Linked DNA regions of Mus musculus: region 1 is linked to region 2. Evidence: chromatin loops called from intact Hi-C (ENCODE). Cell type or tissue: left cerebral cortex. All regions are shown on one strand. Each heading gives the region's core, and the rest is flanking DNA. Links, peaks and the distances in the headings are about the cores only.

Region 1 (15,686 bases), core at 3,916-11,915, 360 kb before region 2:
GACAGAGTGAGCATTTTTAGCTGATGGGATATTTGGTGACCCTCTATCAGATGTGAGCTCACACACCCCTGCTTTCTCCTTGAAGCCCAGGATGTGCACTGGCACACTGGAAGAACTTACTAGAATATTCCAGAATGGCACTCTTGAGTGCCTGGCACTTTGGCCTGTGACTGCTGTCACCTGCGCAACGTTCTTGCCTCTCTCAGATTGCTACCCAGGAGAACTTGGGGCAGCTGGGGGTCTCGGGTGAAGGAGGTGCTGGACTTGGGTGTGGTCTGGACAGAGGTCGGTCCTTCCAAGTCCACAGCTGGCCAATTATAGTCTAGCCCCAAGCACAATGGCCATCCTGTCACCAGCCAGCTGGTGGGCTTCTCGGCTCTACCTCGGTAGGAATTGTGGGTAGGAAAGGAGACATTCCTTCCAGGGCCCTGGAGTGCCCAAGACCTAGGGGCGGGGCTGGAGACCCAGAGGCTCTCAGCTCAGTGAGAGATGTGGAGACTCACTATTCTAGGCTCTGTGCTTTAACCACCAGTGGCCTGGTACTTGGCTATTTCTGCAATTCCCAGCTTCCATCAGCCGCTGCAGCAGCACCAGCAGGAGGCATTGTGTCTGCTTATGTCACAGCTCCCGGATGGTCCTCAAGTGCTGGGACAGTGACAGTGTCCCAGCTCTGTGAGTCCTGGCTGCAGGCAGGATCTAACCTGCTTCCTCATGCCTTCTATCTTTGGCCTTGACTCTTCCCTCTTTACCTGCTTTCCTGTTTCGTTCCTCCAGCCCTCTTTGTTTCTTCTTTCACTCCCGTTCCTCCTCTCATCTGCCCCAGGTGCTGCCCTGCCAGGAACTCTTCAGCTCCTCTCCTGCCACTGCTGTTGGTGTGGCCACCACCGCCTCTGCAACTGTGGTAGCAATCGAGGAAGTGAAGGGGCTGGAGCGATAACTCCATCCTTAAAAGCTCACAAGCAAAACTTCAAGGAAGCAGAGAAGGCTGCTTCCAGGTCTGGACCCGTGAATTAGCTCTGAGGCTGCCAGCTACCTCCATTAATGGGTGGGAAATTTGAATGTGGGCGTGTCCACTCTCTTCTTTTTCTGTGACTCGCTCAACCACTTCTACTCAGGATAAATCCTGGAGGTGGGCAAGGACAGGCTGGAGAGATGGCTCAGCAGTTAAGAGCACATACTGCTCTTACAGAGGTTCAGTTTGGTTCCTGGCACCTACATCGGATGGATTGATGCTACTTTTAACTCCAGCTCCAGGGGATCTGGCGCCCCCTTCTGGCCTCTGTTACTACTGCATTCATGTGCGTTTTGAGCATGCCCCAGGCATCCTCGAGGGTCATTTTATCATCACCGTGACCTTACTTCATGCCAATATTTCCTGCTCTTCAGCTGCTGAGAAGAATCTTCTCATGGACCTTGAAGATTCTGAGTCATGACACCAGCTGGACCCAAAGCCACAGCCTGTGCAAGCCCTGAGTCCCTCCTTACTTAGGGGTTTGTCATAATGAAAATGTCATTGCTGAGTCCTCTGGTTCAGGGGGAAACTTACAGCTTCCTGTTGGCTACACGCAGGGATGAGAAGAGCCGGTTGCTTATAGCCGGCTTTGCTCAGAAGATCACGTGGGACTACAGGTGTCCCCTCCACAGACAATCCCAAGGTCTCCCTACTCTGCTCTGGGCTAAGGGATCCCTCACCGCCACAGGGCTGTGAACTCCTCACACCCTAGAAGCTAATTAGCACGAATCTTGGTGTGACACTAAACGCTCTCTCATTTCCCCACAGGAAGGGCTCCTGAACAAAGAAGAGAGGATATGGAGAATTTATGAGAGTTAGGAATGATTTAAGAACCACATAGGCAGATGTGGTCAAGGGAAAGGGCAGGCAGATGGGAGAAACCTGTGGTGTCCTGAGGACCCAGGCCCCATGTGCAGAGAGCAGGATGCTGGGTTTCTCCGAAGCGTCTGGATTCATACACTGAGAGGGGCTGGCAATGCTCAAAGGTGGAGCACATACGAGTGCATTCCACATTATGTGTAGACTTCCAGCACATGGACACACACATACACACAGCCCCCAAATCCAACCCAAACAAACAGACAAATAAAATCCCAAAGCAAAATAAAACAAACAAACAAACAACAAACAAACAAACCAGTAGCAGCAACAGCCACAGCAGCAGTGGCTTTAAGAGTATTCTGACAGTCTGTGGCCTCAGCTCCAGGGGACTTTGCTGCCCTCTTCTGGCCTTTACCGGTACTGCACACATGTGATGTACATACAGGAAGTCACATACTCCTACATGTATATTAAGTAAATATATATAAAAGGTGATGACATTGGAGGTGGCAATGATCTCCCCAAACACGTACATTTCATTGTAAACGTCAATATTTACAGATTTGGGGTGGGTAAGGAGCTAATTCTGTTGGAATATTCCACTTATTGAGCGAATGGGACGCAGCGAAGCGTTAAAACTGAATCAAGGGACTGAAGGGGCCGGAGCCTTCACTCTGCTGTTAAAGGCTAAGGTTCGCAGGCAAAACTTCAAGGAAGCAGAGAAGGCTGGGTCTGGAGCTGTGAATTAGCTCTGAGGCCACTGGCCACTGCCACTAAAGGGTGGGAATTTGAATGTGTGTGTGTGTTTTGTTCGTTTGTTTTGTTTTTTTTCGAGACAGGGTTTCTCCGTGTAGCTCTGGATGTCCTGGAACTCACTTTGTAGACCAGGCTGGTCTTGAACTCAGAAATCTGCCTGTCTCTGCCTCCCAAGTGCTGGGATTAAAGGCGTGCGCCACCACTGCCCAGCTTGAATGTGTTTTATAAGGAGACCTGTATTAGACAACCTCTGACTCCTTCTTCCACAGTGTGGATTTAAGGGTGCATCTGACCATGTATAAGAAAAGCAGCTTAGACAGACTTTCCTTTGCCCTCTTTCTCTTTTTTTCTCTTTTTTGCCTCCATCTCCCCCCCGCCCCCCCGGCCTGGTCTCCCCCCCCCCGCTGTGCCCCCCATTTTTTGCAAGTGTAGAGGCTGAAGTAGAACATCAAGTGCTCTCTCTCCCTTTCCACCTTAAATCCTCAAGACAGGGTCTCTTACACTCCTTGTTTTGGGCCATGTATCCAGCTGTCTCGGCCCCACATTTCAAGGGTTCTGGGTGCTCATGGCCACACCTGGCTTTTCACACAAGTGCCGGGGTTCAAACTCTAATGCTTCAGGGTTGCACAACAAATGCTCTTACCAACTGAGCCATCTCTCCAGCTCCTTTCTTTCCTTCTTTCCCCTTCCTCCCTCTGCAACGCTGAGGATGGAACTTGTTCCACTTCTGAGCCACACTCCAGCCTCAAACCTTTGTCGTCCCCCCCCAGTGAAACACAGGGGGCCCTTTGGTTTTTCCTCAGGGAAACTGATGGAACTAAACAAGGACTATCCTAAGGGCAGGGCCAAGTGCATCTTTCAAACTGTCACACAGAGAAACATTGTTAGGCAGCATGAGAGATGCTTTCAATATAGAATGCTTGAAGCAATGCAGTCTCGTGACAATGCTGTCACATGACACTCTCACTGAGTTATTAGGGTTTTACTGCTGTGAACAGACACCATGACAAAGGCAACTCTTATAAGGACAACATTTAATTGGGGCTGGCTTACAGGTTCAGAGGTTCAGTCCATTATCACCAAGGCAGGAGCATGGCAGCATCCAGGCAGGCATGGTGCAGGCGGTGCTGAGAGTTCTACATCTTCATCTGAAGGCTGCAAACAGAATACTGACTTCCAGGCTGCTAGGATGAGGGTCTTAAAGCCCATACCCACAGTGACACACCTACTCCAACAAGGCCACACCTCCTAATGATGCCACTCCCTGGCCTGAGCATATACAAACCATCACAGGGGTGGGGAGAGAGTGTGGGGAGAGGGGTATGGAATGCACCCAAAGACACTCCAAGTGTCATCTAGGTTTTGTTTTCTCAGTACCTATGTCTTGAGTCTGTGTCAGGAACACGGGATTTGGAGAACTACTTACCCCTCAAAAAGCCAGCATAGGAGAAGAAACATTTTGTATGTATGTATGTGTGTGTTTTCTTCTACTTTTTGACATACATTATTCAAGTTGTTCTGTTGAGAGCTAAATATGCACGACTGACTGACTGTCCATTCAGGGCTCTCCCAAAACCGGCATCTATCATCCAGGCTGTTTCTGGCTGCAAGTCAAGAATGCCTGAAGGAGCAGCAGAGTTTAAGCACCACAGTGTATCCTCTCAGAGAATGGTCTGTGCAGGATCAGCCCGACGACACGGTGGCTAAAACTTTCTGGAAAAGCGTTTTGCTTTCTTCCACCGGTAGAAAAGCAAAGAACTGCTGGTGGGCACTGGCATAAGTGGTTACGGGAGCCCCTCCCATCACCCCCTCAGTCAGCAAGTGGCCAGAAGGACTACATAGTGAGACCATTTCGGTTTAAAAAAAGCGATTGTTGTGCATGACTATGAAGTGGGAATGGTGATGCTTTATATGTAACGCAGCACACGTGTGGCAGTCAACTCTCTCCTTCCGTTGTGGATTCCGGGGACTGAAGTCAGGTGTGTGGGGTGAGTGTCGTTTCCTGCTGAGATCTCTTGCTTTTCCTCCCATCTGGTCTCAAGTCACAGGCTTATGGGGGACTTCTGGCATCTTGTTAACCTGCTCTTCAACCCTGAGTTTCATTTCCTTCTTTCTTCTTTCTTCCTTCCATTCTCCCTTCCTTTCTCCCAGGATTTGCACTTGGGGTTCCTTGTGTCAAGCCTGGTGCCTGGTCTAGCCCAGCTATTGGGGATGGAGAGCCTCAGCCCCAAGCTTTCCTGATTCCCCGGGCGAGGAACCTGCACCACCTAGGGATGCACTACCCGCTTTGGCCACAAGATGGTAATGTTGCTCTTTGTCCAAAGCCCAGAGGCACCTGGGCAGGGTTTTAGAGGCCAGGCTTGGGAGGGTCCCAAGGGAACAGCCACCTGCTACTTCGGGGTGGTCAGAGCTCTACACCTCAAGGTCAGGTTAGATTTCCCTTACCACACTACAGAACCAGGGCGAGAGTCATTTCCAACCTCAGCTTCTTTGTGTATGTATAGAACCTTGGGAGTCCTGCTTGGTACTCCCCAGGCCAGGTGAAACATGGGGATTTGAAGTTGAGCAGGGATGAGAAGATACACTTGCTGAGGGAGCTACAGGGTCTCCTGGTTATACCCTCAGCTCCTCAGCTCTTCTGGGCCCTCCAGACCCCTCTGCTTAGAATTTCCATAAATACTATCAGAAACACCGGCTTGGTTAACACGCAGAAATCCTCGCCCAGTGAAGGTACAGGCCAAAGCAGGGACGCTCAGAAAGCGTTAGGGGTTTCTACAAAGTCGCACAGCAACTAACCTGCCTTCTCCCTGTCAGCCATTCCACAAAACAGACCCCTCCTTCCTCTGTGGTATTACATCATCACCAGCAAGGGTCAGCTGGGGAGCGCACTCCGGCCCAGCTCTAGAGGTTCTCTGAGATGTGATGAGGTACCTCTGAACTGAACGGGAGTGTGTGTGAGGTGGGGGTAAGGTAACCGATGCCTTCCATCACCCCCGGGGATTTATGGATCTTGGCTTGTGGCCTGCCTTCCATGTACTATGCCCCTACCAAGGAAGCCATAGAATCCCTCTGGTCACAGATCCTAGCTCTTGATGACCTGGTCCAATACACCCTGGCCTCCCTCTGGCTATGGCTGCAGCCTGCGCTATCTCCATCACGGGGCTGCTGTTCAATCCCAGTTCCTCAAGAGTGGCGGTTCCTGCTGTGTTTACTTCTTGAGTCCTCACCATCCAGCCCAGGCCTCGAGCACAGTAGGTGCACAGCTCAGTGATATTCGCTAGTAAATGAAGGAGAGGTGGAAAAGGTGACTGGAGTGGCACCCAGAAGTACCTGAGGTTGGGTAGCATCCCCTACAGCCATAGTCACCAGGGAGAGGGGACACACAGAACCTCTGAACTCAAGAAGAAACCCAGAACCCAAGCGGGGTGGTGGTGGCGCACGCCTTTAATCCCAGCACTCAGGAGGCAGAGGCAGCTATACAGAGAAACCCTGTCTCGAAAAACCAAAAAAAAAAAAAAAAAAAAAAAAAAAAAGAAAGAAAGAAAGAAAGAAAGAAAGAAACCCAGAACCCACTGTCCACCTATTGATGCCTTTGCCAGGAGCATGGCAAAGACAGGATTCCTTATGAAGGAGGGCTGCAGGCAGAGCAGAATTTGTTCTTGGTAACTAACCTGCTCCTGCTCCTTATTCTTTTCTTCTTTTTTAAAAAATTGTGGAAGAGCCTGGAGCTGCCTGGACTAATGAGTCCCTACTAATGAAGTAGGTCCACCAGCCCCCTCACCAGCTGGGAAGGCCGGAGTGTGCTGATACTCGCCCATGGAGGCAAATCAGACACGGTGATAACGGCTGCAGCGAGCATGAGGGTGTTACCCTTGGCGGATCGGGTCAGGGGTTTCCTGTGTGCATTCCTGGGAATACCAGCTAGAGGCTGCCCTGACTTTATGTCTCAGGTTGGGAAATTGAGGCTCTTTGGAGGATTATGAGTTTTGCCTGCCCTGGGTTCTCAACTAAGGATGCTGGGCCACAGTCTGCATCATCCCTGTTGACTGATTTGAGGTCTGACCCATCTTTCTTTTTTTCTTTCTTTCTTTCTTTCTTTCTTTCTTTCTTTCTTTCTTTCTTTCTTTCTTTCTTTCTTTCTTTCTTTCTCTCTCTCTCTTTCTTTTTCTTTTTCTTTTTCTTTTTCTTTTTTTTTTTTTTTTTTTTTTTTTGGTTTTTCGAGACAAGGTTTCTCTGTATAGCCCTGGCTGTCCTGGAACTCACTTTGTAGAGCAGGCTGGCCACGAACTCAGAAATCCGCCTGCCTCTGCCTCCCGAGGGCTCGGATTAAAGGCGTGCGCCACCACTCCCGGCTTCTGACCCATTTTTCTACGCCAAGCCAGGACACCAGAAACTGGTGGCAGGTTGAGCAGAACCCAGACTCTAATTCAGGTGTTTAGACACCACAGCCTCTGTCTGGCTTTGCAGCCTGGTGAAGGGAACTTCCAGGGCCTCTCAGAGAAGCACCTCGGAGCTTCCCTGTTTCAACCTGTCGCCTGGACTAGGCTGTGCATTCAAAGGGACTGTAGTTTCTTGGTCCCTGTAAGCTGGGACTCTCTTCCCACGCCGGGCTGAAGCCTGGCCCACTTCGTGGACATATCGGACGACCTGCCTTGGTGGCGGAGCCGTGCCTCCTCTCCCCACTCCTTAGCACAGAAAGAGCGCTCTGATCTGCCTGAGGCTGGTAGATACTCTTGCGGGCTCTCAGGCCACACCACATCTATCACGTGCCCTAGTCTGCGCGCAGCAATCTATCCCTCACAGATGCCTCCTCTGCGGGCCTCTCCGGTAGCTTGCTTGCCTTCTCAACCCCGGGGACGCCCAGCGTTGCGCTCCCTCCCAACACTCCCTGGGAACCCGCTCCGCACTCTAAACGCTCTCTCTGTCCCTGCCCGACTACCTATTCGGGTCTCCACAGGCCTTGGCGGCCCTGTGCTCTCCCCTGGGAGTGAGTGACACATCCTGACGCTTAACCGCTGGGTGGCCGCCTGGTGTCTTGGCCCGGAGGAGGGGAGGGGACTGGGGGGGGGGGAGGACACCTCCCTGCCTCCTCTTTTTCTATTCTTTAACATCTCTGGGTATGTTCCTCCTCTCTCTTCCTCTCTTCCCTATTCCTCTTCTTCTCCCCTTCCTTTCCTCCTTTCATCTCCTTCCTTCCCTAACTCCATCCTCCTCCCTCTTCTTCTAGCCCCATTCCTCCTCCTCCTCTCCCTCCTCCTTCCTCCTCCCTTCCCCTTCTCCCTCCTCCTCCTCCTTTCCTGTCCTCCTCCCTCCTCCTCCCTCCTGGCTGCTCCCCTCCTCCTCCCTCCTCCCTCCCCTCCTCCCTGCTCGGCTCGCTCACTCTCGCGCTGGCTGGAGGGGCGGCCGGCAGCTGGCGCTGGCCGAGGCGGCGGCGGGATGGGACGCGCGCTGGGGCGCAGGAGCCGCGGCGCCGGCGGGGGCCGCGCAACTCCGGCCAAGTGCAGGGCGGGCGCGCGCTGAGCCCGGGCGCCGTCTGCAGCCGGCGGCCGAGCGCGGAGCTGAGAGGTGCGGGAGGCGGCGGCGCAGGAGCGAGCGGAGCCCGGCGCCGGCTCCCGGGAGGACCATGCGGGCCCCGGCCGCGTCGCTCGGGCTGCTGCTGGCGCTGAGCGCGCTCCGCTGCGCAGGTAACGCGGCCGCGTCCCCTCCCCGACCCCGCGCGCAAAGTTGCTGCCTGGGTCCCAAGTCCCGGGCGGCCGCCGCCTCCTGCTCTTGGCGGGTCTGGGGAGCCCCGGGCGGCCCAAACCCCGCGCGCGTCCCCTTTGCCTCCTCTCCAGTCCCAGCTGCCCTTTGGATCCTTTTGGGGCTCCGGGAGCCACAGGCAGGGCTCCCTGAAATACCCCTCCTTACGCTGCCTGGCACCCGGGCCCCGGGGTCTGCTGGAGATGTAGTGGCCCAGCGTCCGTGGATTGCTGTCCTGTTGTCTGGACACCTGCGGGGCCTGGAGGTCGTCTGGGCTGGCCATGTCTGGCTTGGCTGCAGTCCTTCCCGCGCCTGGTTGCCCCTCTGTTTCCAGCCTCCCAAAGCTACCCGCTCCCCCAAGTGGCTCCCGCTGTCTCCCAAAGTAGCTTCCGCAGGCAGCCAGGTGACCCTGCCGCTCACCCTCTGGAAGCGCGGGTCGTCCCAGCACCCTGACCCATACGTGGTCTAGCAGGACCCGGGAGCGTGGTCCGCTCAGGCACCTAGTGATGTCTAACGTGAAGGTGTTCAGAGCCCTCGCCCCGGGATCCGGGAGTCTGGCTCCAGACTGGCACCTGCGCAGCTGTCGCCTAAACCCCGCGAATGGGGGAAGTCAGAATAGCCAGTTATATGCTGTTTGCAGCCTGGGATGGAGTTGGCTAGGTTCAGCCACCTCGGTGTTGCTACGTGTTGGTTGTAGAGGAAGCTTATCCTAAAATGACAGTACCCCCCTCCCCCACCCCAGGCAAGTAGAGACAATCCCAAAGGCTGGGAAGAAGCGACAGTCACGAGCCCTGTTCATGTGCGTATGAGGGCTGTGTTCTCCAGACCTTTAAAGCCCACGTTTTGGGAGCAGGTAGCTTTAGACTGAGAGCTTCGCTTCCCATTCCTTAAAACAAAAACCGACCGTACAGATACCCAGAACGCGGAAGGAAAAATGCACCCTCAACTTTGCGGCTCCGACTGCCTGGGTGAGGTCGCACTTAGGAGTAAACCTGGATGCCAACTTGTTTGGAAGGATGACTGTGCATAGGCAAAAGTAAATATTGCCTTCCTTCTAGATGACCTCAAGTGACCCCAAATATTTACTAAGACTTTCCCCTTGGAGAGATGGTGGCCAGCCTTGGGCTTTGTTTGCACCACTGGAGGATGGCTCTGGTCCTCAAGTGGAGGGCTCTTCCTTGGCGCCGTTAATGAGCAACCTCGAGCTGCTTGCTCTTGGAACTCCCCTGTGGGTTGGAGAGGGGCACTGACGGGGGTCCAGGCCATTTCCTCAGAGCGGAAGCTCTGAGACGCGGTTGCCAAAGTGCACAGTCCCTCGGACTTGCAAATTACAGTGTTGTGGCTATTTTCTCTCTCCACGGGGGTCAGCGTTCGCCTGGCTGTGTTCAAAAAGCCATCCTGGGCAACCTTGAAGGAGGAAGCTGCCTGTTTCTTGCCTTGTGCCAGAACGAGTCCCCTCACCCTGTCCAGCCCCACCCAGCTACAGAAGAGCCTGTGCGTGGATGGCTCTGGGAGGCTTGTGGTAGAAGAGAGGATGTGCCACCCCTGGGAACTCATTCCCGGCCCTCCTAGGAGGTGTCAGTGCAGCTCTCGGCTGCATAGCTTGCCATACTTTGGGTCCTCGGTTGCCCATGCCTTCCATCGGTTCCCACCAGGGACATAAAGAGAAACACAGTTTGCTAAGCCTATATTTAGCTCCAAAACAAGGGTGATGTTTCTGAAAGAGCTGCCTACACTTGGTTGGTTGGTTGGTTGGGAGTTAACCAGCTTCATCTAGAACTGGCTGCATTTTCTAGATCGTTTCTGGACCAACCTTAGATTGAGTGGCTGAGACCCTGGAAGTGGGGCTTGAAGAGTTCAGCTGTACGGAGGCGCTCCTATAGCACACGTTCTGTTGCCTGTGCCCTCTTCCTGCGTGGGCAGCTACCCCGGGAAGGAGAGCGGTGGGCGGACTTCTTGGAGCTTCGTGAGGGCTGAAGCATACGGAATTGCACTTGGTTGGAGTCAGCACCAATCCTCCGGCTTAGCGACTAGGGGGCCCCATCATTCAAACCGTGTTTGTTCATGCTGTGGCTTTGGAAGTTAGTGATGCAGAGACAGACCACTGTCCCCTGGGGGAAATTGACAAGCCTTGCTTTGTTGACCCTTGATGCTTTTGTTTGGAGAGGGTGTCTGTGGAATGGGGTAGATAGGGTTCTCCACCTTCCTCCACCCGAGCCCCTCCCTCGCCCCCAGCCTTGCTAGTGACAAGTTTGCAAATCGTAGGGACGGCGCTGTTGCCTTGCAAGTCACAGGGCTTAGTCCTGCTTGGCCCCGTGTAGTAGTCTATTTGTTCCTCATTACACCACGCCTTGGGAAGGGGTGGCCCCATGGTGTGGGGAAAAAATGCAAATTCCGTCGCAGCCTCCAGTGATTTAATGGCACTGGGGACCTTCCCAGAGTAAATCATCTGGCACCCCTCCTACAGCCAATGGCCAGAACCGGGAGATGTGGGGGGTTTCCTCAGGAGCTCCGCTTTAGTGACTGGAGCCAACAAAGAGCGGGGGCGGTTGCCATGATCCGGAGGACAAAAAGGAGTCCCCTTCTTTACTGGCTTGGAGTCTGGGAGGGTGGTTTCAGGCAGTAAACTTCTCAAGGGTTTCCTTCCCAGAGAACCCCTGGTTCTGGGTAGCCTGTATTCTTCTGCATCTCAGTTTGAAAGTGGGGGATGGAAAGAGTTCGTTTCCCCACAGACCTAGGAGGAGGAAGAGAGGGAAGGGGAGGGGAAGGGGGAGGAGGAGGAAGAGGAGGAGGAGGAGGAGGAGGAGAAGGAGGAGGGGCTTAGGTACCACCCGCAGCTCTTTGGAGAAAGTGGTCCAGAGCAGATGGGCGCCTCTGAGCGCAGTCCTGCTGCAGGTCCGAGGTTGAGGCCAGCCAGAGGGTGTGAATTTCTGTCAAACTGGGGCTCCTATCCACTGGCTAAAGCTCTGTCTTCTCAACCCATCGTCTTGGACTCTCTCTCTCTCTCTCTCTCTCTCTCTCTCTCTCTCTCTCTCTCTCTCTCTCGTGTGTGTGTGTGTGTGTGTGTGTGTGTGTGTGTGTGTGTGCGCGCGCGCGCACGCGCGCGTTGATACAGGATCTCACTATGTAGCTCTGGCTGTCCTGGAACCTCTATAGACCAGGCTGGGCTTGAATTCACTCTGTAGACCAGAGATCCGCCTGCCTCTGCCTCCCCAGTGCTGGGATTAAAGCCTGGCTTGCCCTAGACCTTATACATGGGGTTTCGTTGGGTAGAGGATTTTCCACTTAAGGAATCTCAGGCTATGACAGCGACAGCCCTTTGACATGGCCCAAGTAGGAACCTGAGGGATAAAGACAGAGTCAGAAGGTTAATGCTGGCACTGGCAGGGAAACATCCGACTCTTGGGCCACGGTCTATGTGGCAGGTTCTGGGAGCATGCTCCCCTGCAGGTGGGCAGGGCCTCTGCTTAAGTCTATAGGTGAGGCTACTTAATGGGAAGGCTAGGCAAATGCCACTTCCTTCTGTATGCCATGGTACGTGTACCCTCCCAAATGATACTTAAAAAAAAAAAAGTAAGATATTGGCAGGTACACACACCTCTACCCTCTGCCTCTGTTTGTGGTCTCATTCTCTGCCCTTCCCCCCTTTGTGTGTATGTATATAGAGGTCAAAGGGTAATATCAGGTGTCCTTCTCGACGACACTCTACCTTGCTTTTTGAGACTTCTCAGTGGACCTGGAGTTTACCAATTAGTCTAGGCTACCTGGCCAGTGAGCCCAAGGGATGGTCTGGTCTCTGCCTCCCCAGTGGTGTTGGCTTTTTAGATGGGTGTTGGGGATTGAACACAGGACTGCATGCCTGCCTGCAAGCACTTTACCGACAGCCACCTCTAGAACCTCTGGTTCTTCCTCTGGAAAGGTATCCCAGAGTCAGTAGTGACGTAGTAGTAGGCTGATCTGTTGGTGAGTTATTCCGAGCCTTTTCTAGATGTGGATTCACTAATTTGCTGCAACAATCGGCATATTTTACAGATGAGAAAACTGAGGCTGGAGAGGCACAGAGGTGCGAAGAAGCAGCGTTTGCATCTCAGAGCTTCTCTTAGCCACTATGATCTCTATTTGGACATTCGTTTCAGGATAATTTATTTCTTTTTTAAGTGATGATGTGTGTATAGCCACGGGCTACCGTGGTGTCTATGTGAAGGTCAGAGGACAGCTTGAGAGGGTTGGTTCTCTCCTTCCATTTTTATGTGAGTTCTGGGGATGGAACTCAGGTCCCTTGGCTTGTGTAACAAGCGCTTTTACCCTCTGAGCCATCTTGCTCTTCTTCTTCTTCTTCTTCTTCTTCTTCTTCTTCTTCTTCTTCTTCTTCTTCTTCTTCTTCTTCTTCTTCTTCTTCCTCTTCCTCTTCCTCTTCCTCTTCCTCTTCCTCTTCCTCTTCCTCTTCCTCTTCCTCTTCCTCTTCCTCTTCCTCTTCCTCTTCTTCTTCTTCTTCTTTTTTTTTGCGGGGGCTTTGATACTGGTTTGGACCCAGGAACTTAGGGTTGTGTCTCTTCCTGAGGGGAAACCCGTGTCTCTTATGAGCTATTCTGCTCTGGAAAAATTGTCTTTTCTCAAGTCTGCCTGGCGGGAGCTCCTGCTGCCTGGTTACAGAGGAGTCAGGTATCCGGGAAGCCGGAGCAGGTGAGGAAGACCTACCTGAGGAGGTGCTGGTCACATTTGGGGACATCTGGCATGGCAGTCTCCCTCCTTCCTTGTATGGAAAAAAATCCTAGCAAGTGAAGTAAGCCAGATTCAGAGAGATAACGGTCAGATATTTTCTCTCATTTGTAGACCTCGGATTTTATATAGGTACATAGAGTCATATCATACATGTACATGGGATGTGCAACTAACAGGGATGCTCCAGGGAATGATGGGGGTGGGGAGAAAGGAGAGGGTGAGTGAATGTGGCCACAGGGCGGGTGCATTTATCCGTGTCTATGAAAGCCGTTACTATGTTCAGTAAATATATGCCACTTAAAAAGAGAAATTTAAACACAGATGGTGATAGGTGTGGTGGTGTAGACCTTTAATCCCAGCACACAAGAGGCAGAGGCAGGTGAATCTTTGTGAGTTGGTGGTCAGCGAGGTCCACGTAGTGAGTTCCAGGTTAGCCAGGGCTATACAATGAGACCCTGACTCAGACAACAAAACCCATCAGAGTTGAGGAGCTGGACAGAAGGCTAAATTGGTTATGTTCTTGGCTTTTACACATGAGACCCGAGTGAGTTCCTTAGGACTCATATTAAAAAGCCAGGTGTAGCGGTGCATGCTCATATCCCTACATTGGGGATATGGAGACAGAAGGGATCCATGGGGCTCAATGGCTGTCCAGCCAGGCACATGTGTGGTGCACAGACATACACACAGGCAAGACATTCATATATATATATATATATATATATATATATATATATATATATATATATATATATGTATGTCTATAAATTGGGACTGGAGATTGTCTCAGTGCTTAAGGGTACTTGTTGAAAACAAACCTGGGTTTGATTCCTAGCATCCACACAGAGGCTCACCACCTCTTTGGGCACCAAGTATGTATGTAGTGCACAGGTGCATATATAGGTGAAACACTCATACACACGAAAGGTAAAAAAATATACCTCAGTAAGCAAATAACAATTTCTTATATTCTATTTTTATCTTTTATTTATCCATGTATTATCTATCTATCTATCTATCTATCTATCTATCTATCTATCTATCTATCTATCTATCTCCCTATTAATATCTAATCTATCCATCTATCATGTGCGATGCTACATATGGTGCATGTGTGGAGGTCAGAGGACAACTTGGAGGTTTTTTCCTTCTACCATGTGAGGCTCTGGGATTGAATTCAAGGCCTTAGGCTTTGCAGCAAGTTCTTTTAGCCATCTTGCTGGCATCTGTTTATTCTCTCTCTCTCTCTTTCCCTCTCTCTCTCCCCCCAAGATACTTCCAGCTATTTATTTATTTATATTTGTCCTTTGACAGTTGCAGTCATGTGTTGATAGAGGCAACAGGTCTTTTGTTTGTTTGTTTATTTTTGCCTGAGACCCAAATTACCAGGAAGGACCGACTCCTGGAGAAGAGTCACAGGCAGAGGAATGGGGCCCCTTGCATCTCTCTGCAGGGTGCCTGCGACACGAGGACCCCTATGCTATGTCCGCTCACTCACGTGCTCGATCCTCATCCAACAATCACATATTCATCATCACTGGGCACTTGGGATGTGACAGGGGAGAGAGGGGCTGCTTCAGTCTCATGGGAGGGGCTGTCAGTCTCAGAATCAAACAGCAAATTGAGGGAGAGATAAATACCCGCTTAGCGGCACAGGGTAAGGTTGAGGTCACTTGTGTTCCCTCTCCAGTGCTTGCTTTTGCATCTCCCACACAAAGCTTGGCACATGTTCCTTTACCTGGGGAGAGAGAGAAAAGCCCCATCCTATTTAATTCCCATGCCTTTGGCTCTGCCTTTGGGGTGCTAGAACCAAACCTTTCCCCAATGCCAGGCTTCTTGGCTGATGGATGCCCTCTCCCTTTCCCCATGCTCTGTGCCCAAAAATAGTTACATAAAAAAAAAATCAATAGGATCTCGTCGGTCTCACCAATGGTTATGACTGAGGGTGATGGCGTGTGAGCCTCCCACTGGGAACTCACTCTGGTGGCTGGCCCAGTCTCCTGAGCTGGGGAAGGATGGCTTGTGAGCTGACCCAGAGTCAGCTCTAGGCTCCTGTCCTCCAGCTGGGGGTCCTTGTATGCTGTATGTCATCCTCTGCAGGTACTAAGAGGGTTGCTAAGGAGCCAGGTCGCTGGGGGTAGTGGTGGGGATGTTCCCGGGACCCTCTGGCCACCTATGGGTGGCCATCTGACTCACAGACCTATCCTCTTAGTTGCTACTATTTACAAAGTAGTAGGTACTGTTAATGTAGCAAGTTTGGGAGTTCCCACAGGAAATGGTGAGATCTGAAGGCCAGCAGGGTGGCTCATAGCTGTAATCATAGCATGCAGGGGGCAGAGGCAGGAAGATCACTGCAAATTCAGGCCCAGTCCGGACTACGTAGATTCAGGATAGCAAGTGCTACATAGTAAGAGCTTCACACCACACACACACACACACACACACACACACACACACACACACACACACACATACACACACACACGCGTGTGGACATGCAGTGACTGGGAAGTTCTGAGCAGTGTTCATCTCTATCTCCGGCCAACCATCTTCTTCACAACCTTCCTCCAAACTACCTTACCCCTGGTGCACACCCTTATTAATTCTGACACATTTTTAATTGCATCTTCCTGAG
Region 2 (15,686 bases), core at 4,568-12,567:
GTTTTAGCTCCCTTGTTGAAGATCAAGTGACCATAGGTGTGTGGGTTCATTTCTGGGTCTTCAATTCTATTCCATTGGTCTACTTGTCTGTCGCTATACCAGTACCATGCAGTTTTTATCACAATTGCTCTGTAGTACAGCTTTAGGTCAGGCATGGTGATTCCACCAGAGGTTCTTTTATCCTTGAGAAGAGTTTTTGCTATCCTAGGTTTTTTGTTATTCCAGATGAATTTGCAGATTGCCCTTTCTAATTTGTTGAAGATTTGAGTTTGAAGTTTGATGGGGATTGTATTGAATCTGTAGATTGCTTTTGGCAAGATAGCCATTTTTACAATGTTGATCCTGCCAATCCATGATCATGGGAGATCTTTCCATCTTCTGAGATCTTCTTTAATTTCTTTCTTCAGAGACTTGAAGTTCTTATCCTACATATCTTTCACTTCCTTAGTTAGAGTCACGCCAAGGTATTTTATATTATTTGTGACTATTGAGAAGGGTGTTGTTTCCCTAATTTCTTTCTCAGCCTGTTTATCCATTGTGTACAGAAAAGCCATTGACTTGTTTGAGTTAATTTTATATCCAGCTACTTCATTGAAGCTGTTTATCAGGCTTAGGAGTTCTCTGGTGGAATTTTAGGGTCACTTATATATACTATCATATCATCTGCAAAAAGTGATATTTTGACTTCTTCCTTTCCAATTTGTATCCCCTTGGTCTCCTTTTGTTGTCGAATTGCTCTGGCTAGGACTTCAAGTACAATGTTGAATAGGTAGGGAGAAAGTGGGCAGCCTTGTCTAGTCCCTGATTTTAGTGGGATTGCTTCCAGCTTCTCACCATTTACTTTGATGTTGGCTACTGGTTTGCTGTAGATTGCTTTCATCATGTTTAGGTATGGGCCTTGAATTCCTGATCTTTCCACACTTTTATCATGAATGGGTGTTGGATTTTGTCAAATGCTTTCTCCACATCTAAGGAGATGATCATGTGGTTTTTGTCTTTGAGTTTTTTTATATACTGGCAATAGTGGGAGACTTCAACATACCACTTTCACCAATGGACAGATCATGGAAACAGAAACTAAACAGGGACACAGTGGAACTAACAGAAGTTATGAAACAAATGGATTTAACAGATATCTACAGAACGTTTTATCCTAAAACAAAAGAATATACCTTCTTCTCAGCACCTCATGGTACCTTCTCCAAAACTGACCACATAATTGGTCACAAAACAAGCCTCAACATATACAAAAATATTTAAATTGTCCCATGCATCCTATCAGATCACCATGGACTAAGGCTGATCTTCAATAACAAAATAAATAATAGAAAGCCAACATTCACGTGGAAACTGAACAACACTCTTCTCAATGATACCTTGGTCAAGAAAGGAACAAAGAAAGAAATTAAGGACTTTTTGGAGTTTAATGAAAATGAAGCCACAACATACCCAAACTTATGGGACACAATGAAAACATTTCTAAGAGGAAAACTCATAGCTCTGAGTGCCTCCAAAAAGAAACTAGAGAGAGCACACATTAGCAGCTTGATAACACACCTAAAAGCTCTAGAACAAAAGGAAGCAAATTCACCCAAGAGGAGTAGACAGCAGGAAATAATCAAACTCAGGGGTGAAATCAACCAAGTGGAAACAAGAAGAACTATTCAAAGAATCATCCAAACGAGGAGCTGGTTCTTTGAGAAAATCAACAAGATAGATAAACCCTTAGCCAGACTCACTAGAGGGCACAGGGAAAGCATCCTAATTAAAATCAGAACTGAAAAGGGAGACATAACAACAGATCCTGAAGAAATCCAAAACACCATCAGATCCTTCTACAAAAGGCTATACTCAACAAAACTGGAGAACCTGGATGAAATGGACAAGTTTCTAGACATATACCAGGTACCAAAGTTAAATCAAGATCAGGTTAATGATATAAACAGTCCTATATCCCCTAAAGAAATAGAAGTAGTCATTAATAGTCTTCCAACCAAAAAAAAAAAAGAAAACCCACCCAGGACCAGATGGGTTTAGTGCACAGTTCTATCAGACCTTCAAAGAAGATCTAATCCCAGTTCTTCACAAACTATTCCACAAAATAGAAACAGAAGGTACTCTACCCAACTCATTCTATGAAGCCACAATTATTCTGATACCTAAACCACAAAAAGACCCAACAAAGATAGAGAACTTCAGACCAATTTCCCTTATGAATATCGATGCAAAAATCCTCAATAAAGTTCTAGCTAACCGAATCAAAGAACACATCAAGACAATCATCCATCCTAACCAAGTAGGTTTCACCCCAGGTATGCAGGGATGGTTCAATATATGGGTTTCTGGGTTATGGGTGGTCTGGTCTCTCTTAGCACCAAGACGGCTTTGCCCATCTAATACCACCATGCCTGTGGTGTTGTCACAGCCTCTGAAGAAATGCTGTCTTGACACTGGTTGTCCCTTCTCTACTGAACCACTCTTGCCTCAAGCAGGCCCTCCAGGGCTCAGCCAGTGAGCTCTCCTCAGTGCCTGGCCACTCTGCTGCCTTTCTGTCTCTCACAGTCTGGATCTGGGCCTCTTTTTCTTTATATATTTGCATGGTGACTTTGTATCAGCAGCAAGCTGATATGCTCTATAAAGCCTTCTGCTCTAGAGTGGAAGTTGTTTCCTACCATGTTCTTGTGGGAGTCGATTGAACCCAAGCCTGTACATGCTAGGTATGCACTCTACCACTGTGATATCCCCAGCCTTCTGCTTGCTATTTATTATTATTATTATTATTATTATTATTATTATTATTATTATTATTACTAATTTTAATTTGAGGCAGGGTCTCACTGAGTTGTCCCAGCTGGCTTTGAATTCTCTCTGTAGCCCACTCAGGCCTAAAACTTGCAATCCTCCTGCCCCAGCTTCCCAAGTTGGCCTAACAAGTAGATCTACATACACCATTTCTGAACTCCTGAAGCCCTTCCATACGCTTCTCTCATGCTCACTTATTCCCTCTCCCTCCCAGCAAGAGGTCAACTGCAAGAGAGAAGGAAGCACATGAGTCTTGTGCAATGACATCATCCATGTGATGGGAGTTCTCGTGCATGCTCAGATGCAATCAGCGATAGGTGAATTGGGGCTGCAGGGATGATATCTGTAGACACCACTCACCATAGCCGCTGAATGGCTAAATGCTGCTGTACATGGGCAGGGGCTTCCAGTGTGTTACCTCCAAATAACTGATGCACCACGTTCCCTTGTGTGAAGAGGTTTGGTTGCTGGTTGGATGAGAGTGGATCCACAGGCACTTTAGACTTCCTGTAGTTATTTTCAAATCAGTGTCAAAATCTCTAGCTTGTTTGCAGCATCAGAAGGATGTGAGGCCTACGTGCTCAGATCCCAGGGAGACTAAATGGCCCAGTGCTTTGACCTTCCTGATGGAGGCTAAAACAGGACATTCATGTCACACTCTCAAGGCTCAGGGACCATCTTGGAAGACAGGGTGGAAAGAGTGTAAGAGTCAGAGTTTAGGGAGGACTAGAAGGAAACTATATCTTCTAGATGTGACAGACAGCTGCATTGATGAACATACTGGTCAGTCAAGATTCCAGCATGGAGTGAAGCAGGGTTCCTGAGTCTCTATCCCTCCCTGGGGAGCTGTGGACAGTTGATGGCTTTGGGGGGAGGGAGTTATTTTTCCTTAAGGGTGTGGCCTTGGAATATCTGTCATGCTCCAGAGAATGACTGCACTCAGGCACATGTAGGCATCACTTATAACAACGAAAAATGAGGACATGAATTTGGCTCATATTGCCTGGGAGGGAGATGCAGATGGACCCATGAGAAGTGGGAGGCAGGACAGGAAGAATTGAGGAATAAGCATCATAAGAATACCTTGTAAAAGCATCTTAAAAGAAGCAATAAGATACTTTTATTTGGAAAAGATATTTGATTAGACTCTTCACCAAAACAACAATAAAACTTCCAAAACAAAACAAAGCAAGAAAACAACAGTAGCAACAACAACACCACACTGTGGCTGCCATCAGGGAGCAGGGAAAGAGGAGTGTTGGTGCTCAGCTCATTGTCTCCTTTTTATTCAGTCCAGGAATAAATTCAGCCCACAGGAACAGCCTTGACCACGTTTATAGTGGTTCTTTTCAGACCTTAAGAGGCAGAGACAGGGAATCTACATAGGAAACTGGCTGGCTAGATTTGTTGAATCAGTGAGCTCTGGGTTCGACTGAGAAACCTTGTTTTGGTGAGTAAGGAGGAAAGTGGTAGGGGAGACACAGAAGCCCTGGACTCCATTAGCCCAGATGTGTGCAAAATCACTTCCCATATGTACACCCACATTTATGCAAACAGGCACACACACACATAAGCATGCCTGCTACAAAAAAACCCACATGCAACAACACCAACAACACCCCACAGAACTAAGGGTCAGTCATGGAGGTGAACTCTTGTCACCCCAGCACTCAGGAGGATGAAGGTAAAAGAAACATTACTTTGAAATCAACTTAGGCTACCAGGGAGACCCTACTTCAAGTAGAAAATCTGGCAACTGCAAGGGCTACCAAAAAGTTCATGGCACATGGACAGTGGTGGTGGCGCATGCCTTTAATCTCAGCACTTGGGAGGCAGAGGCAGGTGGATTTCTGAGTTCGAGGCCAGCCTGGTTTACAGAGTGAGTTCCAGGACAGCCAGGGCTATACAGAGAAACCCTGTCTCGAAAAACAAAACAAACAAACAAACAAACAAAAGATTATGAAGCAGCCACTGAGGGAAATGGCTTAGCCAGTTCGGTTCACTTTGAGCATGCACTCCGCATGTGACCACCTGCTTCCTGTCACCTCCAGTCTCCAAAGAAGGAGAAAGTCATGTGAGCATTAAAACTCATCTGTATCAATGTCCAAAATATATAATGTGTGTGTGTGTATGAGTACGTATATGTCCCATGTGTTTGTTCAGGTGCTTTTACATGGTGGCCAGCTATCCCTATTTCACCTGTAGAAGTCATTAGCTTTCACTGGAGGAATGACCTCTGAACTCTTCCACAAAGAAGGACTTTCCTTGCAAAAATTCCCAGCCTGGAGCTTCCTGCAAAATGCAGCTGCTGATCATGTGACATCCCCTGAGATTTAAGTGATTCCAAAACATTATAATTATTCTGAAATCTACTTGGTCTCAGTTTTGCTTGCAAATAGGAACTTCTGGGCCTAGGGCTAAGTTCTGAGCTGAAATTGATACCCAGAGACCAGATTTGGGGATCAGAATTCTTCATTTTTCATAGTAATGAGCTATATAACCCACTCTTTCACTCTAATAAAACCTGATACCTTGAGGCTGTGGCACCAGAATGGAATGGCTCAGCCAGAGACTGGGAGCTGAACTAAGACCGGATGTGGGATTTCTCAATGCTGTCTCAGTTGGTCCTAAAAATTCCAATTTAGGGTATATTTCCATCTCCTCCTTTGTGTGGTAGACTTCCGTCTCAGTTAAAAGAAATAAGGTGGCTGTTAGGCCACCTGGAATGTTCCCTGTGGGAAGATTCTGGAAGACTAGCTATGCAGTGGTGTCTGTGCTCGTTGATTATCCCGAGCTTTTGTCCCCACCCGCAAGAACACGCTCAGGACAACCGGAATCTTCTGCGGCCAAAGCTTTATTGCTTACTTCTCCAGGAGCAAGAGGAGAAGAGGGATGAATGGCAAAACCCCGTCCCTTTTATGGAGGATTGTCCTCCACCTCAGATGTGTCGCTCCCTGATTGGCTGCAGCCCATTGTCTGAGTTTTCGTCACGGGGAAGGCAGAGCACATGGAGTGGAAAACTACCTGGCACATGCGCAGATTATTTGTTTACTACTTAGAACACAGGATGTTGGCGCCATCTTGTAATGGCGAATGTGAGGGCGGCTCCTCACAGTTGATGGAGACTTTGGGGGGGGGGGCTTTTCCTTGTTCTGATATTTATTTTCAGAGGATCCTATTTACTTAACCAGCCTGGGCATGGTGGTCCTTTGTGGGTGACTATCGAACAGTGTGGCTGTGGCTCAATGATTCCTACTATTTGATCACTGACAAGAAATTGGGGCAAGTCCCCACTCCTTAGTCTTAAAGTCTTTACTCTGTGACATCAGTTGCTTTTGGTTCCTATCCTAGCTTCTTGGCTGTTTATTCACTCCTCCCTCCTCCACTAACTTATTTTTTGTTTGTTTGTGTTTCATTTTTATGTATGTGTGTAAGTGCATGAGAGTATGGGTTCCTGCAGCAACCAGAAGAGGGTGCCAGATTCACTGGAGCTTGAGTTCCAGGTGGCTGATCCCACCTGATGTGGGTGCTGGGAACTCTTGTGCTCCACAAGAGCAGCAAACACTCTTTATCACTGAGATATCTTTTCAGCCCTCATCACTAACCCTTCACACATCCTGGATTTCTTGGTATTGAAAAGCCCCAGAGACCTGGACTCCTCTCTGTATTTATTCTGTGGTGGGATGTAGGTGAGTCCTTGGGTATGCTGAGTACTTACTGTTTTTGCTCTGTGAATGGTTGGGAGGAGGAGGAGGAGGAGGAGGAGGAGGAGGAGGAGGAACCATGGGCCACTCTAGGGTTCTCCAGAAGTCCTTGGAGTCCAGTTAAATAGTGAAAACAGGAGCACAACTTAATACGTGCACCATGGCCAACGAAATAAATGAGCTTCTGACTTATTTAAACACCAGGAACAAAGCCCGAAGATCAGGAGAGCACAGTCAGTCTTTGATCTTTGTTATTGAACAGATTGGTATTTACCGACCTGTAGCAACTGGAGAGAACACAGGCCACAGGGTTCTGTGAGTTTTTCCTCAACATGAAAGTGTTAGCAAAGGCAATTTTCAGGATCTGGGGGTTTTGGTTAGTGCTGGGGGTAGTGTTAAAATCATTAAGGCTTTGGGCTGGATTAAATGCTCTCTGAAAGTGGAGGTAATTCTACAGAATGGTCTCGAAAGGATTGCCTATCTGTGAGCGCAGTAGGAAGCTGGGCCAGAAGGAAGACAGACATCTCCTGCACCTGCTGCACACCTCAGTAAAATCCAACACAGCCTTCTGTGTTCAGGATGGAAAGGAAACAGGATGCTAAATGTTTCTGACGAGACACACATTTCTCACGAGGCACACATCCTTTCCACTTCTGTCACGAGGAACTTGAGGACTTTGGTGACGTCACTTCACAACTGACTCTCAGGTGGCACTTCCTGTTGCAAAAATTCCACAAAGTATTCTCCTGCCTGACATTTTCCAGAATGCTGACAGGGTTGAGATGTCCTGTCTGTTCCGTGTCTGGACTGAGGGAAGCCAGCAGTCTGGGAGTGTGCCGCTACCCCACAGCCAGCTGAGGACGATAGGCAGCCTGAGCTCGGCAGCTTAAGGATGCTTCACCATGTTATCTGTCTGGAACCAGGAGAAAGGAGCTGTGTAAGGATGAAGTTGCCTCCCCTTTATTTGATATGGAAACAGCTATGTGATCACAGTAAATCAGAGCACCTGTGGTAACCTGCTGTATTACCTGTCATACATTTCTATTTCGTCACGCAAAACCATCAGATCTGTTATGACCTACTACATTATGGGAATTTTTCTGTTGTGTTATAGAATTGTCCCCTATTATCTATTGTGCATGACAATGTTTCTAGAACAAGCCATAATTGAGACAGAATAAATTTCTCTTGTGTCATGTTGAATCACATTACATCATAATATATTTTGATTTCACCACATTAAATGATAACTGCATCACCATAGATTTCTACTGCATCATGGCAAGCCATAACAGCTACTATGATGATCTATTTCAGTGTAATAATTTTTCCCCAGAACTTTCCAGAAATGACTTTCGTTTGTTCATGATAAAGGCTGTCAGATACTTTTGGCACCCAGACCTTACCATGCCCCACTTAATGAACAGAAACAGTAGGGCTTAGAGGGGCATCTTGTCTTACTCTCCTGTTGTGATAAAACACCATGGCAAAAGCAATTTAATAGAGAGATTGTTAGTTTTGGCTCCCAGTTAGAGTGTACAGCCCATAATGGTGTGGAGACTCTGGCAGCAGGGGCTTCAGACAGCAAGTGCTCAGCTCAATTTCCCCCTTACACAAAACACAAGACCTCAGCCCATGCAATAGAGTCTCCAGCAGTTAAAAGGACTGGCTACTTTTCTCAAGGATCCCAGTTTTATTCTTAGCACACATGGTAGTTCACAGCCATTGTAACTCCAGTTGCAGGAGGATCTGATGCCCTCTTCTGGCCTCCATGGGCACTGTAGGCATATGGTGCACATACATACACACAGAGAAATGCGCGCGCGACACACACACACACACACACACACACACACACACACACTGCAGATTTTAAAAACCTGTTTTAAAAAGAGATCTAAGCTGTAGAGATTTTTAGCTTCAATAAAGGCTAAGATATTGGATTTTCAAAACCTAAATTAAACACAAAATTATTAAGAAAAAAAGGGGCTAAACATGGAAAGGGAACTAAAAGTGCCGACAGAAACATTGTAGAAATAAAAAGGAATAGGTTAGGAAGTACAGTGGGTACAGTTGCCTGCAGATGTTCAGAGCATAATGCCAGTGAAAATTCCAACTTGCATTCAAAGCCAGTGACACATACTACAGGTTTTGGTCCCCCTTGGGGGACTTGTGCAACAGATTCTAGAATAAAGTCCCTTTTAAGTTTTTAGAACTTGCTGCTTTTTGCCTTGAGTAACGGAGGGAGGACATGTGAAAAGACAGAATTCTAATTTTAGGGTGCTCAGCATCCCGACTCTATTTTCATTTCACCCACAAGAAAAATCTCCTCAGCTAACCTTCAGCTACTTTTCTTATACTACACCTAAAAAAAAAAAAAGTCCTCTTGAGCCCTCTCTAATGAGCATGTGATTCCCAGCTATGAATGCACATACATTAGATTTCTGTTGGAGAATTTTAGAAAGTGTATGCTCAGGATACTCTCCTGAGAGATTACATCATGTTTAGAGATACTATGGCCAGCATTAAGAGATATGTTTGTTTTGATTTTATGTGTATGGGTGTTTTGCCTGCATTTATGTCTATGCACTATATGTGTGCAGTGCCCATAAGTAGGCCAGAAGAGGGCGTGCAATGTGGATGCAGGGAACTGAACTTAGGTTCTCTCTGCAAGAGCTGCCAGTGCTCTTAACCACTAAGCTTTCTCTCCAGCTCCTAAACCACACGTTTTTAAAAGCTGGTACTGACATCCAAGTAGTCTGTGGTAGAGAATCAGAAAATTATGATCTGCAGACCAAATATGGATCACCTGTTACTTTTGTAAATAAAATCCAAGTTGGGTACAGCCACACATCCTTAATGGTTGCTTCCACAGTACAAGGGCAGAGAGTTGGGCACTGATGACTGACAAATTGCTCTTAAAAATGGGAATGTTTGCTATATAGTTGTGATGGTTAATCTCCATTGTCAATTTCATAGGAAGAATGAATCATCCAGGATTCACATCTCTAGGTGTGTCTGAGAGGGGGTTTTCTAGATTAGGTTAATTGAGAAGGGAGGTCCTACACAAGAGCAGTACCATCCCATGGACTGGGGTGCTAGACTGAAAGAAATGGAGACAATGAGCTGAGTACCAGCATCCCTCTCTCTCAGCTTCATGATTGTGGATACAATATAACCAGCTGCCTCACACTGCTTCCTGACTGTGGATACAATGTGACCAGCCCCATTAAGCTCCTGCCGCCACCATGGCCATGCCTTCCCTCCATGATGGACTGTGCCCTTAGATGATAAGACAACACAGACCCCTCCTTCTTTTATTTGATTCTTGTCAGATATTTTGTCACAGGCACCAAGGGAAAAAACCCTAATATAATAGTAATTTCAGAAAGAAAAGTTTGCAAGCTTTCTCTGGGCTTGGGGAAAAATAGTTCAGCAGAAATCATGCAGGAACACCTTGATATATGTCATTATTATCCTAAAGTTGTGTTCCTCAAGCTATCAGTTGTGACCCTTTTTGGGATCAAATGACCCTTTCAAGGCGGTCACCTAAGACCATCAGAAAACACAGATATTTATATTACCATTTATAGCCATAGCAAAATTACAGTTATGAAGTAGCAATGAAAATGATTCTGTGGTTGGGGGTCCCTACAACATGAGGAACTGTACTAAAGGGTCATAGTATTAGGAAGTTGAGAATCACTGCCCTAAAGTGATCAAAGATGATCCACTCAGATTCAGAGATGGAGAGAAGTTTGAACTTACCCAAGATTGCTTGGGAAACTTAATACCTGGGATAGGTATCTTCTAACTCTACAGCAAGGTCATGTATAATACAATCCATTGATTTTTCTGTCTTATATCAGTTAGCCTTTCTGTTTAGTTTTGCTTATACTTATCCAGAGTCCAAAATTATTAAATAGAGAATTCCAGAAAAATTGCTTCATAATTTTTTATTGGATATTTTATTTATTCACATTTCAAATGTTATCCCCTTTCCATGTTTCCCCCTAAAAACCCTCCATCCTATCCCCCTCTCCCTGCTTCTATGAGGGTGCTCCTCCACTCATCCATCCACTCCTGCCTCACTGCCCTGGCGTTCCCCTACACTGGGGCATCGAACCCTCACAGGACCAAGGGCCTCTCCTCCCACTGATGCTCGACAAGGCCATCCTTTGTTACATATGTGGCTGGAGTCATGGGTCACTCCATATGTACTCTTTGGTTGGTGGTTTAGTCCCTGGGAGCTCTGGAGGATTTAGTTGGTTGATATTGTTGTCCTTCCCATGGGATTGCAAACCCCTTCAGCTCCTTCAGGCCTTCCCCTAATTCCTCCATTGGGGTCACTGTGCTCAGTCCAATGGTTGGCTGTGAGCATCTGCCTCTGTATTTGTCAGGCTCTGGCATAGTATCTCAGGAGACAGCTGTATCAGGCTCCTGTCAGCAAGCACTTCTTGGCATCTGAAATAGTGTCTGGGTTTGGTGTCTGTATATGGAATGGATCCCCAGGTGGGGCAGTCTCCAGATGGCCTTTTCTTCAGTCTCTGCTCCACACTTTGTCTCCATATTTCCTCCTGTGAGTATTTTGTTCCTCCTTCTAAGAAGGACTGAAGCATTCACACTTTGGTCTTCCTTTTTCTTGAGCTTCATGTGGTCTGTGAATTGTATCTTGGGTATTCTGAGCTTTTGGGCTAATATCCACTTATCAATAAGTGTGTACCATGTGTGTTCTTTTGTGACCTGGTTACCCCACTCAGTGTTATATTTTCTAGTTCCATCCATTTGCCTAAGAATTTCATAAAATCATTCTTTTTAATAGCTGAGTAGTACTCCATTTTCTGTATCCATTCGTCTGTTGAAGGACATCTGGGTTCTTTCCAGCTTCTGGCTATTATAAATAAGGCTGTTATGAACATAATGGAGCATGTAGTGATGGTTCAATATGTGGAAATCCATCAACATAATCCACTATATAAACAAACTCAAAGAAAAACCCACAAGATCATCTGATTAGGTGCTGAGAAAGCATTTGACAGAATTCAACTCCCTTTCATGGTAAAAGTCTTGGAACAATCAGAAATTTAAGGCCCATACCTAAACATAGTAAAAGCAATATACAGCAGACCAGTAGCCAACACCAAACTAAATGGCGAGAAACTTGAAGTAATCCTACTAAAATCAGGGACTAGAAAAGCTGCCCACTCTCTCCCTATCTATTCAATATAGTAATCAAAGTCCTAGCCAGAGTAATTAGACAACAAAAGGAAGTCAAAGGGTTACAAATTGGAAAGGAAGATGTCAAAATATCATTATTTGCAGATGATATGATAGTATACTTAAGTGGCCCCAAAACTTCCACCAGAGAACTCCTAAACCTGATAAACAACTTCAGCAAAGTGACTGAATATAAAATTAACTCAAACAAATCTGTAGCCTTCCTCTACTCAAAGGATAAACAGACCGAGAAAGAAATTGGGGAAACAACACCCTTCACAATAGTCACAAATAACATAAAATACCTCGGTGTGACTCTAACCAAGCAAGTGAAAGATCTGTATGACAAGAATTTCAAGTCTCTGAAGAAAGAAATTGAAGATCTCAGAAGATGGAAAAAAATCTCCCACGCTTCATAAGTTTTAACAGAGCTCCATTCTTGGTTATATGATGGAATTCCACCCTGTCTTTCTTCATCTCAATCTGTGATGGTTTAAATATGCTTGGCCCAGGGAATGGCACTATTAGGAGGTATGACCTTGTTGGAGTAGGTGTGTCACTGTGGGTCTGGACTTTAATGCCTGGGAAGTTAGTCTTCTTCAAGCTGCCTTTAGAACAAGAGATGGAATTCTCAGATCCTCCAGCACCATGCCTGCCTGGACACTGTCATGTTTCTAACTTGATGATAACGGACTGAACCTCTGAACTTGTAAGCCAGTCCCAATTAAATGTTGTCCTTTATGAGAGTTGCCTTGGGAATGGTGTCTGTTCACAGCAGTAAAACCCTAACTATGACACAATCATAGCCTGGGTTCAGTATGAGCACCCTGTATATATTACCCTCCCATTATCAGCTAGAAGCCTTCTTAGGGATTGGATTAATGTGGCTTTTATCATATTGCTGGGCTAAAGTATCTCATTTTACTTAATAGGAATCCCAAAAGTCCAAAAGTGACTCCTAATACCACCTGTATGGTGCTTCCTTTAAGTGAATATATAAAACTAAAATATGTACCAACTCAGTAAAGAGACAAATGAGTTTAGTATTGCAACCGCTGCTTACTATTTTTAATGATATGATGTGAGGATTTATGAGATAAACTAGATTCGAGGTGCATGTTCCCAGGAAAAGACACAGTGTATGTGTGCACAACACACTCTGGTTCTAGGTACACACTGCGTTGGAGAATATCCTTCACTGAGACAGGGGACAACTAGATTGCCATTGTATGTCTAGTATAAACTAGTATCAATGCAGTGCTATGGTCACACTCTGGTGTTTTTATTAACTTTTTGTGTTACACACACAAATGGAAGAGAGAGAGAGAGAGAGAGAGAGAGAGAGAGAGAGAGAGAGAGAGAGAGAGAGAGAGAGAGAGAATTTAATGTTAGTTCTTTGCCTACCTGCAAGTATATGTACCATGAGCATGCTTGGTGCCCATGGAGGACATTGGATCCCCTGGAATTGGAATTATAAATGGTTGTGAGGTGTCATATGGGTCCTGGGAATTGAACCCAGGTTTTTTGCAAGAGAAGCCAGTGTTCTTAACCTTTGAACCATCTCTCCAGTCCCTGTTGCTTTTAGTTTTTGTCTAATTTCCTCTTTCTGTTCCAGGCTCTTTCTTAGGACATCTAATAGGCTTCTTTATTTCCCCCACACAAGAGACAATTTAGCACCAGCATAAAATGGTCCTCTGACAGAAACATTTAGATCCTTTCTTCCTGGGAGTCAGACCGGAGTGACTTTACTGGGGATCATGTCAGCTGTTTTCTGTGAGTGACAAGAAAGGCAGACCTCCTTTTCTTCCTCTGTCTAGTGGCTTGCGTGGATATGGGTGATCATGCAAAGATGCTGTACTTCCAGGGTAGCAGAGATGGGACGTGTTTTCAAGCGCACGAGCGCCCCTCAGTTTCCCCTTAGCTATGGCCGCACTCAGAGATCCTGGAAGGTCATGTCAAGGTCTTAGAATTACAGTGTGGTGAAGTCATAGCAGACAGAGCCTTGGCAGAGCTTTCTCTCTTGCGCCTATTGCCAAGACACTGAGCATTCTGCTGCTTATCTTCCCACAGGTCTGGCAACAGAGAGGGGAACTCTGCCCACCCCTTGATAAATTCATAGCTCAGAGTCAAAAAGGAAAAAGCAAGGAGCAGAGGTGGGGTGAGATGCCAAACCTGGAAGGAAGCAAAGCCCCCCAAAATATTACATGGCAGCCACACAATTTAGCAAATCTGTGTTGAGTCAGAGGTTGTGGGGGCTGGAGTCATGTGACTGTGAAAACTCGCACCCCTTAAAGGATCCATTGGTGTCTGCTGAGGAGTTGGGGTCTGAGGATTGATAGCCTGGCCTCTCCAAGAGGACTTGTGGCAAAGCAAACATTTGACCTGAAGAGTGGATGAAAATTCATCTTTCTTTGATAGGCATGATGCAATAAAAAAGAATACAGATACAGGAGAGAATGTGAACAGGAAGCAAGTGTGATATTGGTGGAGACTGAGGCAGTGTGAGAGAAGATGGTACCCATCAGGACTCATCTGGTTGCAGGTGACTAAGCCCCAAATCCTGTACATATGAAACGGAAAGCGTCTTCAGCATTAGCCTCATTGTCTCCTTCAGATGGATGGGGGAATCCTACCTCTCATGGAGCATGGGGAAGATGTCAGGAATTGTGAACACACTGCCAAAATCTGTTGCATTGTTAGCGTTAACTACAATGCTTTGAGAACTTTCATATTGCAAGCATTTCTTCTGATGTTCATTTTCCTGTAAATAAGAAAAGACACAGGGGGTGGGGGCAATTTGACAATCTAATTGCTGTTCTCTGGGTTGCTTTAGAGAAAATATGATTATCAGTCTACTAGCCAGAGGGGCTATCAGCTCCAAAATGCCACGGATGCCTCCAATAGCTCCAGCGCTACAGTTAAAGCTGGCTGCTGGAACTACAGCCTCTGCTATGGCTATCTGAAACTCAACTTGTGGATCACAAGCCTGTGTGAGTGATCTCCACCTTGGGTAGCAGGGGGCGCACTTCCCTAAGTTGGGGGAAACTACTGTAGCTCCTTCAAGAATAAGTGGCTGTGATTGGTTCAAATGAACAATAGTGACCTGGAGAAAAGTCTCATTGGTTGAGAGTACAAGCTGCGTTTTTCAGTTGGTTCCCAGTGCCTATGCCAGATGGTTCACAACTGCCTTTAACTCCAGTTCTATGGGTTCTGACCCTCTCTTTTGGAATCTCTATGTTAACTTGACACACAAACTGGGGTTATTTGAAAGAATAGCCTCTCCTGGGATCTCTTCGTGGTGCCAAGCCTCAGCTCCTATGCATGACCCCTTCAGTCTTGGGCCTTCAACTGTCACTGAGGCTGCACCTTCACTAATGGCCTCTCCTAGTGCCAAGCCTCAGGTGCTCTCCATGACCCCCTCAAAATGAGTACAACCTGGCTGACTCTTATTCATTACCAAGTCCTTCAGCCAACACTAGGAACCACCTTGGCTACCTCTGGAGTTCAGCTTCTCTTCAACATTTCCTAGAAGCTTCCACCTCAGTGATGCTGGTCTCTTCCTGATCACTGCTAAAATCTTGGCTCCAGCTAACTAGCATCAATTGTCTCAGTGATATAAAACTTTCAAACCAGAGGTTCTTGTCTCTTGTTAATTCTGACTGATTTTTTTTCAGCCCCAGATAACCAGAACCACAGAATCTTATTTTAAAATAGCAGACATCCCTGATAGAGTCCTTAAATTTCCCTCTGGAACTTCACAAGCCATGCATCCATCTTCTGCACTGCTCTTAACAGTCTTATCTTTCAAGCTCCTCAAGAACATCTCTATGAGCTCTTAGCACTTGATGGCTTTTCTGGCTCAAAATTCCAAAGTCCTTCCACAATCCTCCTCAAACATGGTCGTGTCTGTCACAGCGATACCCCACTCCTGGTACCAACTTGTCTTAGGGTTTCTATTGCTGT

The links. A loop is a pair of places that touch in the nucleus more often than their neighbours do. Peaks named below come from ENCODE experiments on the same cell type or tissue, not always from the same donor. Only the 100,000 strongest peaks of a DNase experiment are listed, where the experiment ranks them.
Region 1: it touches region 2 in a loop (15-fold over the local background); 2 of 42 quality-filtered maps call a loop at or near these places.

What each region holds. Positions count from the first base shown.
Region 1 is chr5:125,524,417-125,540,102 of GRCm38, forward strand. It overlaps Tmem132b (transmembrane protein 132B), which reads left to right and starts at 8,002. Exons shown (of 9, transcript NM_001190352.1): 1 at 8,002-8,274. The coding sequence starts at 8,214. In left cerebral cortex, for the core only: CTCF peaks have their summits at 4,891 (motif pointing right) and 7,608; DNase peaks (open chromatin) are centred at 4,887, 7,422, 7,953, 9,020 and 3 more places; H3K4me3 peaks cover 4,113 bases; H3K27ac peaks cover 4,076 bases.
Region 2 is chr5:125,880,259-125,895,944 of GRCm38, forward strand. No RefSeq gene overlaps it. Among named protein-coding and RNA genes, the nearest start is that of Gm40328, 26 kb to the left of the region's middle. In left cerebral cortex, for the core only: CTCF peaks have their summits at 6,266 (motif pointing right), 8,226 (motif pointing left) and 9,118 (motif pointing right); DNase peaks (open chromatin) are centred at 7,173 and 8,816; H3K27ac peaks cover 862 bases.